Linked DNA regions of Homo sapiens: region 1 is linked to region 2. The links are chromatin contacts, found by Hi-C or POLR2A ChIA-PET in ENCODE. All regions are on one chromosome and are shown on one strand. Each heading gives the region's core, a stretch centred on a gene start or an enhancer-like site at or near the end of the contact. The rest is flanking DNA. Distances are from core to core; before and after follow the strand shown.

Region 1 (5,594 bases), core at 1,026-3,525, 35 kb after region 2:
CAAGGGCACACTGTGGGTGCTCAAAAATATTTACCGACCCTTTTCTTTTTAAAAAATTATAAATTCAAAATTTAAAAAATAGCAATAGCTATTTGTTCTTTCCCCTTCAATATCACTACCTTTGTGATATTGTTCTTTCCCCTTCAATATCACTAACATTTTTAATAGTGTAAGGACCTTACCATAGCTTTTCTAAGCTTATATAAACACATATATACATAGCCAGGTTTTTGTTTGCTTTTTATAAAAATGGCAAGATAGCGACATATTTTATACATTTTCCATACTTATATATTATAATCATCTTTCTTGGTCAACCCATAGCAATCAAAACTGTTTTTCTAAACCCTGCATCATATTTTGTAATATGTTTATATCACAACTTATTCAATCATTCCCCTATTGATAGAAAGTCAGGTCACTCCTTATATTCTAATTTCTTCTTTATATTTTCCAACTTAAATAAAAAATTTTAGAGACAAGCCGGGCCAACATGGTGAAACCCTGCCTCTACTAAAAATACAAAAATTAGCCGGGTATGGTGGTGGGCGCCAGTAATCCCAGCTACTCGGGAGGCTAAGGCAGGAGAATCACTTGAATCTGGAAGGCAGAGGCTGCAGTGAGCCAAGATCCCAAAAACATAAATAAATAAAAATAAAAAAATTAAAATTAAAAAATTTGCTGAACAAAGTGGATTTGGTGAGTTCAAAGAGAACTTCTTAAAAGCTCTGAATGATGCCCTCCAGAAAGTCCAACAAATTGTACTTTTTTTTTTCCCCTCAAGACAGAGTCTCGCTCTTGTTGCCCAGGCTGGAGTGCAGTGGCGTGATCTCGGGTCACTGCAACCTCCACCTCCCGAGTTCAAGAGATTCTCCTGCCTCAGCCTCCCAAGTAGCTGGGACTACAGGGTGCCCACCACCATGCCTGGCTAATTTTTGTATTTTTAGTAGAGGTGGGGTTTCATCATGTTGGCCAGGCTGGTTTCAAACTCCTGACCTCAAATGATCCACCCACCTCAGCCTCCCAAAGTGCTGGGATTACAGGTGTGAGCCACCATGCCCGGCCTCAAATTGTACTTTTATAGACAATGAGTGGTCATTTGCTGGGTCCCTCACTGAGGTTAGGTATTACATTTTCAAAAAATCTTTGCCAATTTCTAAACAAATATTGGATTTCCTTTCTTGAAATCTGAATTGGTTTGATTGCCAGTAAAGTTGTACATTTTTCCCACACGCATATTAGCCATTTGGATTTCTTCTTTTGCAATTACTTATTTATGTCCTACTTTCTCTTATTGGTTTGTAAGAGTGCATTCTATATGAAAGTTTAACACTTAGTCTATCATGTTATAAATATTTATCATTGTAGGTAGTTGTTGAAATATGTTAGCTTTTCAAATGTGGTGAACCTTTTTAGTATAGTAGTTTTAAATTAAACTACTTTAACTTTTCCATTATATATTTTAAATCCCATTTTACGCTTTAGTAACAAAGAACTCATAATCATTCCAGATCTCATTCTGATGCCTGACTTCAAAATTTTTCTTCCCTATCCACGCAATTTCTAATTTTCTAAATTCAAAACATGTTTCTCTCTCTTATATATTCTGAATTGCTTTATATAAACATCGTTTCCTATTTTTTTCTAACATCTAAACTAACAAAGTAGTTTAAATTGTTTAGTAAGAAAAGATGTGAGTTTATATGAAATACAGATGTTATAAGACTACAAACAGGAGATAAGTCATGGAGGAGAGTGTGTCCTAGAGAGTCTCATGAATTGAAATGGGGGAAAAGAAGAGGGAATATTAAAAAAGAAGAGGAAGCAAATTCTGCCTTGTGATATTTCTTCTTCCTCCACTTGTTTTCATAGCCCAAAGCAAAGAGAAATGAATCAAGGCATTACAGAGCCTGCCCAGTCTTCCCCAACAGTTACTTGGGCCACTGTCACTGTTCTGGCCTGCCCAGTGACCCTGCAAGATATTTCTGTTTTTTAAAAAAAAGAAAAAAATCTATACATACAGGAATATTGACAAAAATTAAAAGATAGGAGTAACCAAGAAACAACATTAACAACGTCAGAAAATACAATAGGAAAACCAGGACCGTTCCCATGGGACAATAACGCCCAAGGTGTCCGTGGAGATTTTGATTCGCAAAACAGAGCTTTGGAACGTGCCAAGGAGATCTCAGATTAGCTCATGGCTCTGACCATGCAACTGACAACACATCCTGGAGTTTGTCCTAGCTTTGGCCTCTGCCTAGCCTTTTGGAAGTACACTAGCAACCAAACTGGAATGCCACAATGTCGCCGGCCCATTGGCATGCTTCCTCGTACATTTTTATCACGTGGCCACTACGTGCCAAGCATCGAGAGCTGCAGGCATGATGGAGAACAATACAAAGTTTTGGAACTCAAAACCTTTACCATCTGGTAATGGTGCATAGAGTCTTTTCACCAGTGAGGCCTCTTTTTGCTAATTTTTATTTCATGGACCTCATGTTTGAAAAATGTTAGTTTATGCAACACATTGTTGTTAAGTAACATTCAATTTTCTCATTTTAAATAAAAATCAAGATGATCATGAGGGCAGATGACCAGAACTTTTTGTCCCAGGTTATGAACATTCAGAGGTCACATAAATTTAAAACAATGATTTTAAAAGCTCAGCATCTAGTTAGCAAGAATGAATAGTTAAGATAGAAAGCTAACAGATGGTACACATTGTTCATAATATCCATCTGTGATCCACAATGTGAATTTAAAAGTTGGTTTTAGGGTTCATGGCATGCTGTTTGGCACAGGTGCCAGAGTTGCTAGCTGTGGCTATAACTACCAACCAGCAATCCAGGACACCATAATAGAACCAATCTTACCACACTCAGTTGACACTTTTCCAAGTACCAAAAAGAAACTTGGTATTTCTGTGAGGCAGCTCTTCTTATCAGAAGAAATGTAGGTATTTCATTAAGTTTTTGAAATATTGGAAAAACTTGTGGCCTCTTATCATGCTTCCAAAGCTTCCCTTGCTTCTCCTGAACTGAGTTCTCACCATATTATTAATCAGTCAGAATTATTCATTTATTAGTCCGTCTCCCCACTCCCATACTCCATTGGATACTAACTAGTCCCTGCCATATTAAAAAGCATGAAGTAGCTGCTCGATAAATATCGGCCCAAATTGCTGCTGATCCTGTTACTACTTGTGTGAACTCTTGGTATTCACTGAACTAACCCAAACTCTCATTGTACACCCAAGAAAACTGAGTCTCAGAGAGATGAAATGACTTGCATCAGAACCCAACTCTCTTGGGTTGGTGGCTTCCTCACTACCCCCAGTATCTGATGCTGTGGCCTAAGCAAGCTGTTCCATGGTGACGAAAGCCTGGGAAATGTCTATCGGTGTCCATGGTCAGGGGCAGACAAATGGGTGATGGTGCATCAGGGGAAGAACTGCAAGCAACTGTTCTCATATCAACATTAAATAAGAAATTCAAGATATGAAAGCTACCTGTCTATCAAATGTTTAGTATATCAGAAAAAAAGAGAAACAAACTGTCTTTCAGAAATGGAGTTATAATGAAGTAATAGCTTGGAGGATCATGGAGTCTGAAAGATAATTACAAATATTTCAACTCTTGGACCACTTGCCTTAAGGATAAGAGTGATACTTCATGAGTCATATTGTGGATTAGAATAATTCCAAAGGCTTGGGTTGAATAACAAAAACAGAAACAACAACAACAGATTTATAGTAACTACGTTTTCTAAAATGGGTCAACATAAATCCAGCTGAAGAATATTGCAGTGCCAAGCCGTAAATTATAAAAAACAAAAACAAAAACTCCAACCATCTTTCCAAATAAAGTTTAGATTTTCCATGTTTTAATTAATTTAAATAGGAATTGTATTTTATAATGGTGAAAATGCAGTGAGGAACAAATGCTGCATGGCTTCAGAGAGAATGCCAAAATCTACATCAGCTGATAACCACAATTTTGAAACATTGTGAATAATATGACCTAAATGGCCAGTAATGTAGAAAACCTTTTTGTTGACACAAAGGACATTTTCATAGCCTCAGGCAAGGAAGAAAGCAGTGCCTTCCATTCCCCCTCTCACATGGGGGCATTTGCCTTTGGGGGCCATCACTTCTTTACTCTGATGTTTCTTGGCACCCCTATATTTCACTGACCAATTCTCTAAGAGGACTGTATTTCCTTTGGTGGTGGAGAAACTGGATGACCCAGACTCTCCTTAAGAAAGATGACACCGAAGGACTGTAGGTAAGCCACTTGAAGGAAGCTAACAGATGGTAATTTCTCTTGCTCCTAAAGATTGCAGCCTACCCAAAGGACAGGAAATCAGACCAAACTCATGAACTGGTTCTCTGATGACTGAACCTCCCACAGCAGGCAAGCAAGTAAGCAACATTGAATTAAATCTCTGCTCTATTTAGTCCCTACATTCATCTGAGGTGAAAAGTATCATTCCCCACACGATCTATACAAATGTTTTGGGGATTTATAGAAGTTAAATGTTTCTCACCTTCACCCAGGACATGAACTCCTGAAATGGGCATTCTTTGATGGACAGATTTAGAGAGACAGCCCAGATGGTGATGTATAAGGAGGAGGTGGAACATATTCTTTGGCCACATTCCCGGTGGCAGGAGAACCTCCACTTAGAAAGATCCTCCCCCCACTCAGAAACAGTTGGTAGGTAGGCTGAAGTGTTATAGAAGGTGCTGAAGAATAGAAACGGTTGCAGAATTCCACCAAAGACACCAGTGGCTCACCTGAGCTCACATAGTGATCATGCATTCAAAGGGGCCTACTTAGACCTTCTGGAGAATCTTGAACAAGGCATAGGTGAAGTCCCTTGAGTGTCTAGACAGCCTTGGTGACATGCTGCATGTTGGCTAGGGAATACTCTTTGAACAAGAAATGGTTTTACTTTTCTAGTCTCTTTTTTGAAACCAACCAGCATAAAAGCACTCTTAGGCAGAGGCCTCTTAATATATCTCAACTCTAAATTCAGTTTTCTGAATTGTTCAGGAAATGGACAAGTTCATCTAGAAGAAACCATCATAAGCAGTAGATGCTTTGTGCTTTCTACCATACCCTGATTACAAAGGCAAGCTTCCTCTTAATTTGGCAAAGGTACAAAGCCTGTAAATGGAATAATATTCCTCTCTGTTGCTATATGCAAAAGAGAGTGAGGAAGCACATTCAGTTCCAGAGGCATTTTATAAAAATGGCACAAAGTCAATGACAAAAAGAACTTGCAATTCTGATTCTCCAATTCTCCAATAAGTTGCCCCTACATGTTCACTTCCCTCCCCTTGGGAGGCGCCCTCCTAGAATATCAAGGCTGTCAATGGTTAATGAGTCAACTCTCTCCTTAACTCAGGAATATTCTCTCCTCCTGTCTCCATTCCAACTAAGTGGTGGTCCAGCTTCCTTCTGAGCACCCCCAGTGCCTGGGAGATTCACCACCTCCTGCCTCATGGTTTTGAATCTCAGTCTCCATCCTCAGTCTCCAGCTTGTCTGCCTGGTTGAGCTGAACAAAGCCATCCTGGTATAATGGACAA
Region 2 (5,687 bases), core at 1,810-4,309:
CAACCTGAATGCAAAATGTGATGGAACCCCGGTGTGTTTTCTAAATGCACTCCTCTTCCGACCTTTCGTCATAAACTGAGACTAAACATCTCTCCTCAAAATAAAACTTTAGGTGGTGAATGGGCTTTCTTAGTAGTTTTTGTATTCATGCTTGCTCTGTATTGTTGGAGACTCATAATCATCAGATATCTGCATGAGGGCCTTTCTTCTCGATTTATGATGATGCTCAGTTGGCATCAATCTGAATTCTAGAGGGGATGAAATTTCTGGAAAGCGTTGAACAAATGTAGGACATTTGCTGCTGCTACTTTTGTCCTTGGCATTGGTACAGCCTCTTCACCCCTTTATAGGTGACATTTCCCTCTTACCCTGCTAGAAGCCATCTAGGTGGTCTCTAGAATAAAGTGAGGGCTGCAGCCAATCCCCCTAACCCCATCTCACCCCTCTAAAGAAGCCACAATTTTGCCTCTGTTTGAAGGACTCAGCCAGGGGAGTTTTGTCTACTGCAAAGCACCCAAATTTACAAAACAGCTCCCAGATGACACAATCTTAAGGCTCTTTACTATGTGGCTAAGAAAGGAACCCTCCTTGGCTGTTGGGTACAAGTGTGACCCTGCAGGTGGGAAATGGAAGAAGGTACTTCCATTCTGCCTTCTGGTGGGAGCATTCACTGAGACACCCATTCAAAGCACGTGGCTTGGGATTTTTTTTCCTTGACTATTCATAAAAGGTACCTTTCCTCACTTTTGGTTAAGAAGGCTAAGCCAGGCTGGGTGTGGTGGCTCATGCCTGTAATCCTAGCACTTTGGGAGGCCGAGGCAGTTGGATCACTTGAGACCAGGAGTTTGAGACCAGCCTGCCCAAGATGGAAAAATCCCATTTCTACTAAAAATACAAAAATTAGCTGGGCATGGTGGCAGACGCCTGTAATCCCAGCTACTCAGGAGGCTGAGGCAGGAGAATTGCTTGAACCTGGGAGGTGGAGGTTGCAGTGAGCTGAGATAGTGTCATTGCACTCTAGCCTGAGAGACAGAGCGAGACTCCATCTCAAAAAAAAAAAGAAAAGAAAAGAAAAGAAAAAAAAGGCTTAGCCAAAGGCTTAAATCAAGAACCATTTCATTTCATTCAAAGGATACAAAACACTTTGGAACAAATGAGACTTCTATGTGGCTGAATTTCATATTTCTGGAAATACAAAAAATTCTGAAGTTGCATTGTAGTCAGAAAATAATTATACTGTAAATCACATATTTCACTGAATATAATAAAAGCACTTCCCAAAGGGTACTTTTTTCGGAAAAAAAATTAAATCATATCATTTAAAACAAGTAAGAGAAGCAGATTCCTTAACAGTGGCTTGATGGTATCACTTTTATCTTTTCCAAATACTTCCCCACAGTTGATTTGAACCTGGTAACAGCCTTCAGGAAGGAAATAGGTGTGATTCACAATCTCCATTTCATAGGAGAGGAAGTAAGACGCAGAGAGTTGAAAATGCTTGTCCAAAACAATCCAGTGAGTTAGTGAAAAAGTCATTTCTGGAATCCTGATCATTTGACCACATCACAGAGACATTCTGCAGTGAATTACCTCAAGAATATTTTTGCAATTTCCACCAATTCTTTTTGTAAAACCATATTTCATGTATTGAGTTCACTTAATTTAGAGTACATCTGTGAGACTACAACAGTCAAAAGAATAAATTGTCTTTAAATTTGGCCTTTGTTCACTTAAAGTAACACTAAAAGTGAACAGAGTTTGGGAAAACAAAAGCAGCCACGATCCCAGCGATCCCCTCTTATTTCCAAAGCAGGCAATAGCTGGCCTTCTTAGGATACATATGCCCTCAGAGGATGGGAAATGTCTCCGAAATGGGCCAACTTCCCCTTCCCATTCTCACAGAGCAGATACCAATCCCTGGTGGGCACCATATTCAACCCTATCCCCTTGTGATTGACCCTCAGGAGCTGCTCAGCCTTGTCCATGTCATTCCGCTTGAGAAGCCACAGTTTCTTGGAGTAAATTTAGCCAACCCATCCTCTGCCTCCTCAGATACCAAGTCCCAAGCTCATCACCTTCTCCAGGGCCATCGTTCTCATCCATCGAGCTGCAGACTTTGGTGGACGCAAGTGACGTAGAGGAGCCGCCATGCTGAGAGCTCTGTAGGGGAACAGAAACCGGTAATTCAAAAACTGGGTCAGAATGCCTGAGTTTCCAGGGACCATGCCCAGCCCGGAATCTCAGGAGAAAACTTTGCCCATGCTAGGGAGGATTTGATCTTAACACTTGGAAAAAGACGCCTTCAGCATATTCAACTGGGGCCACATCTCCCTCTCTCCCTATTAACCAAGAATAGACTGTGATAACAGGATCAAGCTGGTTATTGTGAACTTGAATGTTCCGTGACTTCTTATTCCTTTTGCTCAAAATCGGGGTCCTTTAGCTCGCTGTTTGGGTTTGGCAGAGTTCAGGCATCTCACCTCACTCTTCCACAGACTATCGGCAAATGGCCCTCAAATGTGGCACTATACTGATCCCATCCACTATTTTTTCTATTTTTCTGACAGAAAACATTTCTCTTCAGTTTGTTTTTATAAAATATCCTTAAAAAAATTAAATGCTCCACCTTACCACAACTTTAGGAGAAAGGTTAAAGAGTGGGGTTGTCATTTCCATCTTGAGATCAAAACATAAGCACTGAGTAGGTTATTGGTTTGTTAAACGTTACATAATAAGTCTGAAGTAAAGACAACAATAAAAGCCTAGGCCTTGTAATTTTGTTTGATTTTTGACCCAAGATCCATGAAAGCAAACAGGGTAACAACTGTATGAGAGAGCTCAGAGGAAAAAACAGTACCAAATATTTAATATTATGATTGGCTATGGGGCAGTACTTTAACAATGAATGTTTCCATCTCTGCATCTATTTCCTGAGAAAACAATTTGCACATTTCAATGCTATTTCTAAATAGTGAACACAGCTTGTCCTAAAAGATCTTCCTTCTGTTTCCCTGGGTTTATCCACTTGGTTGGCCTGATGGGAGCAGGAGGCGGTGAGGGGGCGGGCGGCATTGGCTCATGGTGCCGGCTGTCTGTGGAGCAGAGAGAAGGGAAAGAGCATCTGTAGTTGAATTAATAATGAAGAGGTGGCGAGAAGCAAAGCTGACCTATTTTTCCTCTGCTTACCTGTTTCCCTTCAACCTCCTCCCCAACCCATTCAGCCTTAAAGTATGTACAAAGTAGGAGGAAAGAGGTTTGATGTAATTTCATTATGGTCTACAGTATCCTGCATAGGAGATTCAAAGATTTTAGTTTTCATTAAAAAGATTAATAGAGTTGGGGAAATGCTGCCTAAGTCACTGCAGAGCCATCTAAGTCAAACATCACAGAACGTTTTCCTGGGTGTGACTAAGATGAGCATGTCCCATTGGTCAGGTTCATCAAAGCTCACAGTTGACACCATTGGGATGAAAGTTAAAGTAATAGCAATAGTACACCTGCTTTTCTACAGAACAGGCTAAAAGTTGAGAGATGACCCTTGTATACCCCTGAATACTACACAGTTTGTGTAATGTGCCCATTATTTTCCAATACTATAAAAATCCCCCCTCAGTAAGCCTGGTGACTTGAGCTGTTTTTCTATCTTTTGTAACCAGCAGCACACATTTGTCATATGTCAGGCTACAAAAACGGATTGAGATTGTCACCTTGACACAGAGTTTTTCTTAGTGTGACACTATGTACCCATAACCCACACTGTGGAAGGGACTATAAATGTAGGAGCTTCTAAGCCACCCTCTGCTGACTTTTATGGATGGACATCTTTTTGTGAAAACCTTGTGTTTATAATATTGCAGTATGAGGCTGACACAAGGCAGATTTATTATGTCAATAACCGAAGAAAATAAACATAACCACATTTGAGGGGAAGGTGTGTGTTTTCCAGAACAGTGAGATCCTTCATCCTCTGGGTCATTGTTTTTGCTGCAGACATAATGGTGTTCCAAACAGAAAAGCACTAAGTAAATGTCTACAATGTAGACCTTCTCTTCTGGGCTTTCTGGACCTTGAATTTCTTCCAGCAGCAGCACAAATGGTATTTCATAATGGAGACACATGGTGTGGTTTAGGCTAGCAGGTGCTGCCTTGTCACGTGGCGTTTTAAATTTAGAATACAAAGACACATTCTTTCACCAAATTAATAGAGCAGTAGCATGTTTCCTAGCAAAGATGTTCACAATTTAGACACTCAGTCCCAAAAGCTTGTTCTTTTAGTAAGAACATCAGGTACTCGATACAGAGCTCTGACCCATAGTACATGAAAACATCTTTTAAACTGTAACATTCTATAAACTTGTGGGCTTTCACTCAACCGCCTTATCAACTAATGAATTGGATTTAACAGTGCCACCAAATGGCTGATCCCTGAATGCTTGTCACAATGCCAGCTGGGTTTTCTCTGCTTTCTGAACAAAAATCTCTCAAGGATTTTAGGCTCTGGTGGAAAAAAAAAAAGGAAAAAAAAGTAGGGTTAAGACAAGTTTGCTTATGTTTATAACTGCTTATTTTCAATGTTACAACTGTATTTTTGTGTTTCTGAAAATGTATCCCAAGTCATTTCAAATTTTCTGCTGCTTGAGAGTAACAGATGATGGGCAGTCAAGAGAAAAACGTACTTACGGTCATACAGAGTTCTCTGAAAATGGAAAGCTTTCATTTTATTTATTATGCTCAAAGACAGTAAAATAAATGTATTAAACTTCTAATAGTATTATCTCTTTTTTCCCAAAGAAGTAAGATAGTTAATACTAAATACTTTTCCAAGATGGTGACCATCCGCTGATTCAAAGAGTTTGGGGGACTGGGATGGACCTTAAATATTACCTATTCTGCCCCACTTCCATTCAGAGACCAAATGCCCCCTACAGAAATCCCAGTGGGTGGTCAGATGGCCTCTGTCCAAATACTTCTAGTACTGAACATACTACTTCCTGAGGCAGCCCTTCATCATTAATGGGAGGCAAAATAAAGGAAGTTCTCCTGCTAAAAATACAAAAAAAAAATTAGCCAGGCATGGTGGCGGGTGTCTGTAGTCCCAGCTAATCGGGAGGCTGAGGCAGGAGAATGGCGTGAATCCAGGAGGCGGAGCTTGCAGTGAGCCGAGATCGCGCCACTGCACTCCAGCCTGGGCGACTGAGTGAGACTCCATCTCAAAAAAAAAAAAAAAAAAAAAAAAAAAGAAGTTCTTCTGTAAGTTATGTTGAAATTATGTCCCTCCATGTTTGCCATTTATTGGTCCTATCTCTGATTTCTAGAGTTGCCCAGTACAGGTCTAATCCACTTTTCACATGACAGTGCTTTTAGGTGTTTGAAAATAGCTACTGGTCTCCGTCTGTGTCTTCCAAGCACTTTGGGAGGCTGAGGCAGGAGGCTTGCTTGAGCCCACAAATTCAAGACCACCCTGGGCAACATAGTGAAACCCTGTCTCTCCAAAAACAAAAAAAAAACCTGGTGCTTGAAAGTGAATGCAATATTCTGGGTGTGCTCTGACTAGCACAAAGCAGAGAAGGATAGGGTTTTCTTTCTCATGAATAGAATATTAATTCACTTCAAGATCTTACTGGCTTATGTGGATGAGGCCATAGCATTTCACCTTTACAATGAGCCCACAGCTATGTCATGTCTCC

What was found. Hi-C counts contacts between places; a loop is a spot of excess contacts on that map. ChIA-PET counts read pairs that join two places held with the same protein, here RNA polymerase II (POLR2A). Pooled maps may share reads with other maps.
Region 1: a pooled map of heart left ventricle shows a loop between it and region 2 (2.9-fold over the local background). The contact joins two enhancer-like sites. A Hi-C loop is called at or near these places in 4 of 168 maps with a recorded cell type or tissue (dorsolateral prefrontal cortex, heart right ventricle and posterior cingulate gyrus) and 5 of 50 pooled maps. POLR2A ChIA-PET finds 5 or more read pairs at or near these places in 2 of 52 experiments (activated B cell and activated CD8-positive, alpha-beta memory T cell).

The regions. Positions count from the first base shown.
Region 1 is chr13:35,872,621-35,878,214 of GRCh38, forward strand. The region is part of intron 4 of DCLK1 (doublecortin like kinase 1); the gene reads right to left. All of the region lies in intron 1 of LOC105370163 (a long non-coding RNA gene), which reads left to right. Among named protein-coding and RNA genes, the nearest start is that of LINC00445, 180 kb to the left of the region's middle. Within about 2 kb of position 2,276, at least 5 of the 41 ENCODE cell types and tissues checked have a DNase peak (open chromatin) inside an H3K27ac peak, as active enhancers do; they include dorsolateral prefrontal cortex and heart right ventricle, where a contact is called at or near this core.
Region 2 is chr13:35,837,017-35,842,703 of GRCh38, forward strand. DCLK1 (doublecortin like kinase 1) reads right to left here. Exons shown (of 17, transcript NM_001330071.2): 7 at 2,076-2,160. Among named protein-coding and RNA genes, the nearest start is that of LINC00445, 140 kb to the left of the region's middle. Within about 2 kb of position 3,060, at least 5 of the 41 ENCODE cell types and tissues checked have a DNase peak (open chromatin) inside an H3K27ac peak, as active enhancers do; they include dorsolateral prefrontal cortex and heart right ventricle, where a contact is called at or near this core.